3 separate regions of the Homo sapiens genome follow, and regions 2 and 3 are each linked to region 1. A link is a loop called in an ENCODE intact Hi-C map of the cell type or tissue named here. Cell type or tissue: PC-9. All regions are shown on one strand. Region 1 has its middle 60 kb from the start of SNX9. Region 2 overlaps SYNJ2 (synaptojanin 2). Region 3 overlaps DYNLT1 (dynein light chain Tctex-type 1).

Evidence for each region. Hi-C counts contacts between places; a loop is a spot of excess contacts. Peaks named below come from ENCODE experiments on the same cell type or tissue, not always from the same donor. Only the 100,000 strongest peaks of a DNase experiment are listed, where the experiment ranks them.
Region 2: it touches region 1 in a loop (23-fold over the local background); 5 of 110 quality-filtered maps call a loop at or near these places.
Region 3: it touches region 1 in a loop (6-fold over the local background); 5 of 110 quality-filtered maps call a loop at or near these places.

What each region holds. Positions count from the first base shown.
Region 1 is chr6:157,761,527-157,764,026 of GRCh38, forward strand. No RefSeq gene overlaps it. Among named protein-coding and RNA genes, the nearest start is that of SNX9, 60 kb to the right of the region's middle. RefSeq lists enhancers at 865-1,792, 1,294-2,493, 2,066-2,135 and a silencer at 2,426-2,500. In PC-9, a CTCF peak has its summit at 1,268 (motif pointing right); a DNase peak (open chromatin) is centred at 2,085; H3K27ac peaks cover 1,406 bases.
Region 2 is chr6:158,041,143-158,043,642 of GRCh38, forward strand. It overlaps SYNJ2 (synaptojanin 2), which reads left to right. Exons shown (of 27, transcript NM_003898.4): 5 at 2,174-2,257. Among named protein-coding and RNA genes, the nearest start is that of SYNJ2-IT1, 41 kb to the left of the region's middle. RefSeq lists an enhancer at 1-328. In PC-9, no CTCF peak of the experiment used is centred here; a DNase peak (open chromatin) is centred at 1,249; H3K4me3 peaks cover 12 bases; H3K27ac peaks cover 1,786 bases.
Region 3 is chr6:158,641,006-158,643,505 of GRCh38, forward strand. DYNLT1 (dynein light chain Tctex-type 1) reads right to left here. Exons shown (of 5, transcript NM_006519.4): 2 at 314-355. Among named protein-coding and RNA genes, the nearest start is that of DYNLT1, 2.5 kb to the right of the region's middle. In PC-9, no CTCF peak of the experiment used is centred here; a DNase peak (open chromatin) is centred at 1,376; H3K4me3 peaks cover 1,841 bases; H3K27ac peaks cover 2,318 bases.

The DNA.
Region 1 (2,500 bases):
CCTGCTAGTCTAGCATTGTACCCTGCACAGCAAAAAGGGGTTGTAAGCATTAAAAGGGGGCTTTTGAAAAAGCACAGGATATGGAAAGGCGGCCTAGAAGCAAGTTCTGGTGCACGTGAACCGTGTGACCTCAGAAGCCGCATCCCACTGAGCTGTTCTGAGCCTCGGTTTCTCCATTGGTAGAATGGGGCTAATAGTACCTGACCAGCTGTTCCCAGGCTACCGCCAAGGGCCCGTGGAAGCAGGTGCAGGAAGGGATGACGCACACGTGAGCTCTTAAGACAGCTTCAGTTCCTCAGGATTCAAGAAGGGGGAAGGAGAGCCCAGGGCCAGCACATCTGGGGAGGTTCAATATAGATTTAGGTCTGGAATTTCCATTTTCACTGCAGATATGTTGTGCTGAGAAAAGTTCGAGGGCATCAGAATGAAAATTGGAACTTGAGAAACTGGATGAACGTCGCAGCAGGAAGGGAGCCGGGCTGGAGCTCTCTGGAGTGGGGCGCACCGCAGGGAGCACGGCCAGAAGATGGGAGAGGTCACAGGTGGGGCCGTGCCTCTCACAAGCTCAGGGTGCCCTGTGGGGCCGGGAGGGGCAGAGTACAAGCTCAGGGTGCCCTGTGGGGCCGGGAGGGGCAGAGTAGGTCTAGAAGCCGCTCTGGGGGCAGTGCCCCCACCATCACCTGCCAACTGGCAGATCTGATTGTAGCCAGAAGCCTCTTCTCTTTTCACTGGGTTCGTTGCAGTTTTCAAGCGTGCAGTTCCTTCTATGAAGGAAGGTGGTAGAAAGCCTATGAATCCCACCAAAGCTTCCAAAGCAGATGGCCCTGTGGCCTATTTCTGGTTCATTGCTGTAGGGGAGGAAAGATAATTTTTTCTTCGGCTCTCATAAATTCTTAGTTGGAATGTACCCCTGTAACAAAAGACAGGTTAACAGGAGAAAAACAAAAAGAAGTTTAGTATCATGTATATTTAATATGCACATGGAACAAACAGAAGTTTAGTATCATGTGTATTTAATATGCACATGGAAGATACCAGGGAGAGATGCCTTTGAATTCCAGCTTAGACAGTATCTTCAACAAAGAACAGCTAATATTTAGAGAAGTGACAAGGAAAAGGAAAAGGAAAAGGACTCTGAAGAGTGTCCCGGAGCCCGCTGTGGCTAGGGAGGATGCAGTGGGGGTTGGGGGAAGTATTTTTTAAAATATTTTAAAAATAAAAGCAGAAAAGGATTTCGAGTCTCTAGGGGGCAGCAACTTGGGGAGAAGCAAACAACTGGCAGAGGAAGGCTGCTCGGTGAGGCTTGCCCATGTGGGTTCCTCCAGTACCATCTCCAGGCTGACAGGGTTTGAAATTGTCTTCCGTGGTTAACCTTTGTTCTCCCTGGTGGAAGGGGGACAGGACACCTTTTGTCTTTGTGCCCCGCTTTAGGCAAATAGAGCGAGGGCAGAGAGCTCTCCTGCATCTGCTTTTTAATGGCCTTCAGCTCAACAATCCTTATGCATATTTGGGGGTTGCATATTCTCCTCTTCCAAGCTACACAGATTATACGTCTCAATGTAAAACACGATCTTTTTCTTCATTACCTAGAAAGTGAGGGAAGTCACGCCCAGAGGGTGCTGATGTAGGCCTGGTGATGAGGGTATAGGTGGCCACCGTCCCAGGTGGGCTCCACCTCTGCCCTCTGTGATGTGGAGTAGGGGCTGGGGCTCCTTGGGTACAAGGCAGGGAAAAGGGGAGGGCGGCGGGGTTGAGGAAGCTGCTCCGGGCTTCCAGGCCAGACCATCCCAGAATGAAAGGAGTTTTCCCCATGGATCTCCAGGCCTTCTCCATGGAATTTAGACAGCTGAAGGCAGACACAGGTCCCTGCGGGGAAGTACCTGCTCCCTCTTCTAACAAGTGCAAAGCAAGCAGGGCAAGGCTCCGAAGGGAACAGCTGGAGCAGGCCCAACCCCAGGTGGCCCTGGGGTTCCGTGGTTGACCCGGAAGCAAGTCAGGCAGGGAGCCAGGAATGTGGTGACTCACATTAGCTATGTGGAGAGAGACCAGGGAGTGTCCCTTCCAGGTGGAACCCCTCCTCCTCCATGAGTCACCCGGCTCCATACACCTGCCTGATTCCAGCAGCCCAACACACCTGTGCCAACTAGCAGCTTATGTTTCTCATGTGCTTGCCTGTCTGTCCTATTGACGATTCCTCAAAACACCAAGGGGAGGTAGCATGAAATGTTATCCTGGAAAACCTTTGTGAGTTAGAAAACGTGGCCAAGTGCCCCCAGTTGATGACTGGCAAATCTAGAATCAGCCTCATGACGTTTCCAGTGTGTTACACAAACCATCCAGCCTTGCTGCTTCTCCAAATACTGTATCTATGAAGTATGCCAGACTCTCAGCAGAGAGGATTTCTACGGCAGTGGAAGAGAGCAAAGCAGGTGTCAAGGTTCATTAATCTCATCTTGGTCCCTTTCTGAAAACTGACACACTATATCCAGGTTGCTTTTTA
Region 2 (2,500 bases), 280 kb after region 1:
GAGGGAAACTGAGGCTGAAGATGGCTAAGTAATGTGCCCAGGGCCACCCTGCTGGGCAAATGGGGGTTTGCAAAGTGGCAGTCGGACCCAGCTTGTGCTAATACCAGAGCCCACTTTCTCTCCTGCTTCCACTCTCTGTCCTGCCTCCCCACCCCAAGAGCCCTCTGTCAAAATGACATCTGTGAGGTGAGACATCACTTCTTCCACTGGTATTAAAAGTTGTTCGCCCAGAATGGAAATGTATCACTTGCATTTGATGGTCAAGTTATGCCTACTGCCTTGGGAACAAAGAAGACAGTCTTGATGATAGGACGGGGTGCAGATGTCACCTACTTCCCCTGTGGAGGACGGGGTGGAGAACTTTGGAGCTCCTTTCTTCTTGCTCCAGTGTGGGCAGGGAGGGGCATACAGAGCACTGACAGCCCTCAGTGTTTTCAGAAGCTGGTTCTGGGCAAGTCTCAGCTTGGGAGGAGCCTGATGTGATGCTGGAAGTGGCATTGTTAGCACTTGGGGCAGTCAGAGTGAAGGGAGACATTCCTCAGCCTAAATAGATCGTGGGCATTGGTTTTTGTTGTTGTTTGGTGTTTTTTGGATTTCACTCTGTTGCCCCAGCTGGAGTGTCGTGGTGCAATCATAGCTCACTGCAGCCTCATCCTCCTGGGCTCAGGTGATCTTCTTGCCTCAGCCTCCCGAATAGCTGGGACTACAGGCATACGCCACCATACCCGGCTAACTTTTTAAAAATTGTTTTGGTAGAGATGGGGGTCTCACTTTATTACCCAGGCTGGTCTCGAACTTTTGGGCTCAAGCCCGCCTCCCACCTTGGCCTCCCAAAGTGGTGGGACCGTAGGCGTGAGTCACTGCGCCCAGCCTGGATATTGTTAAACATTGTCTTTATATACAAATGTTGGTTTCTTTTCCAGGAACCTGGGCCTATGCAGGGCACACACGCCGGTCAGTTGTATGTACCTAATTTCACGGTAGCCAACTATGTCTGTAGCCGTTCAAGCAACCTGCTATTTTATTCTGTTTTGTCAGTAGAAGAATGGAGTTCAACAGCTTTGCTGGTACTCAATACCTGGAAACAGACAGCATGTTCTTAACACATGCTTTTTTCCTTTGGAGATTAAGGGATAGTATTCCAGTTTGACAATGTAGATACCAGGCTCCTGTAATTCCTGTGGCCCAGGGAAACAGTGGCTCTAATTTTCAGGTCCTCCACTGCAGAATGACTCATTCCTGTGTGATCTGAGCGTGATCTCGCCTGCATGGGAAGCTGCCCTGTAAGGGAGCAGGCCGGTGAGGAACGGAAAGGACCACAGCAGCGCCCAGGCCGCCCTGCCAGGCCAGGCTAGAGTTGCGCAGATAAAGGCCCCGCATCTGATAAGTGTCGCCGCCTGCCCCTGCTGGCGCTCAGGATCGTACTTCTTGTCCTTTTAAAACTCCCTTGCACTCCAGCGTCATTGGAGGCCTGCAGGCACACTCTGAAATAGCTGTACGTGTGGGTGGGGAGGAGATAGATGTCTTAAAGTGTACGGATCATTTGTTTCTCTGCAGGTGCTGTCACACTGGAAGCTTGTGGAAACCGTGTTGTGTGTGTTAACTGAGTGGTGTGTTTAAGAACACAGTGGGGCAGGGCCAGGACCAAGTACAAGATCAGGTTGAGTCTTGCATTGTCAAGTACGAGACTGGCTAGCACAGTCAGTGAGGTCTTTTGGCTATCACTGGTGCATTTTATTTCATTCAGTCCTTTTCTCATAGCTCTCTTCTGCTTAGCTATTTGCCAAGGCAAAAATAGAGGGCTCTAAGGAAGGTTACATTCCAGAGCACACTGACTTCTATTCATACAGGGGGTGGCGGAAGGCTGTTCCTGGGATTTTCAGGGTGACGATAAGGTTGTGCCCTAGAAGTGTGAATTCCCGGAGACCCTGGGAGGCCCCAACCCCCAGCAGACCCCCTCCTCAGAGGCTGGTCGACAGCCAGCATGCCCGCCCAGTACCTGGCGAGAGGTCAGGGCGCATTGCCGGATGGGGGAGCAGAGGACGCCGGAGTCCACCGTCCGCCCTTCATTCTGGCTGGTGTCGGGTCACAGGTGGCCGGATCCCGTTACCCAGCCCAGGACGTTCGGTTTCATTGAAGAATACCTTTCCCTTTCTGTTTCCTTGTGCCGCAGATGATTTACATGGACGATGGAGTGTCATCTTTTGTCCAGATCAGAGGCTCCGTTCCGCTGTTCTGGGAACAGCCAGGGCTTCAGGTAGGTCATGAAAAAACTTAAATGTCCCCTTGTGATGTTGTCCGCCCTGCCCTTCCCTTCAATAGCTGGGGAAGATTTCTTTTAACACGTTCGTTTCATGGCATAGTTTCCAGTCTTTTTCCTCAGCCCTGTTGTGTTGAGCTGAGCTATCAAAGTGTGCACACGTGTGTGCATATGCATGCGTGCGTGTGTGTAGAAAACACAGACACCACTTTGTTGTTTCTGGTCGTCAAGGATGCTGTG
Region 3 (2,500 bases), 880 kb after region 1:
CTTTCTTCATTCAACCCTGGAGACATTTATTTGTATACCAGGATTCTTTTATGCTTAAAAGATTATAGAATCAAATCTTGGTGATATGCAGTAATAATGCTATGTACATAAAACTCCTTATCTGATTTAAAATATGTAATTTACATAATATAGAAGCAACTCTTATCTAGCTATTTACTGAAGTAAAAACTGTTATTTGAAACACCAAAACACACAGACTCAGTCGAAACAATTCCAAGATAGTATTTAAAACACATTATTTTCTCTAATATAAGCCATTAAACATTTAAGAAGTGAGCATTTCTCCTCTTACCTCTTTTACAATGTTGCTCACTTCATCAACAACAAAAGCAGTCTGTAAGGAAGAACATTCAGTTAAGTTTGATTTATTTAAAAGATATTTCCACTACATTGATAAATGCAAATGTAGGTAATGAACATAATGTAGAAATGAAGACCTTAGAAATAATCTAACTAGACTGTTCAGCTTTACCAAGGATGGCATTACAGTCTTCAGAAACCAGAAGACTAGAATACATGCACATAATTTAAAGGTATTGTTTTATTTTTATTTATTTATTTTTGAGACGGAGTGTCGCTCTGTAGCCCAGGCTGGAATGCAGTGGCGCAATCTCAGCTCACTGCAATCTCTGCCTCCCAGGTTCAAGTGATTCTCCTGCCTCAGCCTCCCAAGTAGCTGGGATTACAGGTGCCCTCCACCACACCCGGCTAATTTTCGTATTTTTAGTAGAGATGGGGTTTCATCATGTTGGCCAGGCTGGTCTCGAACTCCTGACCTCAGGTGATCCTCCCGCCTCAGCCTCCCAAAATGCTGGGATTACAGGCGTAAGCCACCACACCTGGCCCTGTTTTGTTTTAATCATGCCACAATCTAAGACTTCACTTTAAACTAGAATTCATTCTCTTCTTCCATTTCAACTGGCTGCTAGAATCATTAACCAATAGAGAGGCTTAATGAGTTGGTTGATTTTTGTATAAATTAACTGAAGCTGCTGAAGTAATCCATTTAAGATGTAATTCTCTCTTCCATGATGTAAACTGATTAGGAGGATCAGTTTGACCTTGAGGAGATTTTTTTAAAGCACCATTACTTGTAAAATGTACGATGATTACATTATCTCCAGGTAATTATTTTTCTTTCCCAGTGCTGCCCTCCGACTCCAGGACTAACCACCAGCTGCCAGCATGGCTGTTCTCTGTCAGTGTCTGGATGACTCAGGAGGTGGGCTGCCTGCAGGAATCTAGTGCCAGGAGTATAGTTTTCCTTTTACACATGGTAGATCTGAATGGGTAAAAGGTCATCCTGAAAATAACATTAGTCAGGCACTTGCCTGCCAATGTGCTCTTCACATGAGCACAAGCGTTTAAAGTTACTGCTGAGTCCCAGGAAAGGTACGTAGCTCTGGACACGCCTTCGAGAGGGCAACCCCTGGGGCCCTCAGTCAACGTGCATCCTGAGGGAATCAAGGCAGAGAACCCTGACTTGGCAGTGAGTCTTCCTCCCTGTCTGGCTGCTGTCCACTGCAGGCCCTGCCCTTTCTTTTTAGGGGGTTCAGGAGCTGACTGCCCGAAGCCACCTCACTTGCTGTACTCAGAAGTCGGACTTGGAAACAAAACCAACTCACTGAGTGAAGAACAATTTGCAATATCTTAGAGATTAAGTCATTTCTGGAAGCTTAAAGGATCCTTCCAAGTGACTACCGTGACCTTAATCACAAAGGAAAGGCACTGTATCACCTCCCATATGGTTACAGTACGAAAAAGGTTGAGGGACATTTTAAAGAATTTTTAGTGGAAAGCAGAGTTGTATTGAATCCAGTGGATAGTTTTAACGTCTCCAAGAAAGATGAATGGTGAGTTGAGAGAATAGTTACAAAGGCCCAGGCATCTACACGAAGTTAGAAGAGATGCAGAAAAGGCTGCTAAGAGGCTGGTGGGAGGACCAGAACGGGCCATTCAGTAAATACCTAAGACATGCCTACTACAAGACAGCCATGGTCTCCACCTCCCAGGGCCTCCATCCCAGGTAGAACACTCATCACTCTGTCCAGCCCCTTCATTTTACACATATGCGATTGAGATCTCGAATAATGAAGCCACTTAGCCACCTTATTTGTGGGAGTCAGAATCGGACTGCAGTATTAAGCGCTTTCCTTTACAAAGCGATTTCTTTTTTAGAAGTTTTACTCGATATTACTGTAATACAAGACATTTTCCAATATTATATTAGTAACAGTTTAAGGGGAAAGGCTTTTTTCTTTGCCAACTGCTCCTGAACCAGCTCTTCTCGTCATTATTCACTTGGTTGCCATCAGCATTCAAACACTGATTATGCCACTGTCACAGGAAGTGTGTGCTAGTTAGGAAATCAGATCAAAACTGAAACTCTAGAATCAGTCCTTAAGTTTTAGTTTTATTTTCCCTGAAAACATTCCTCCTTAAACGAAATTTTTTTCTTTTTTTTTGGTTTTTGAGACGG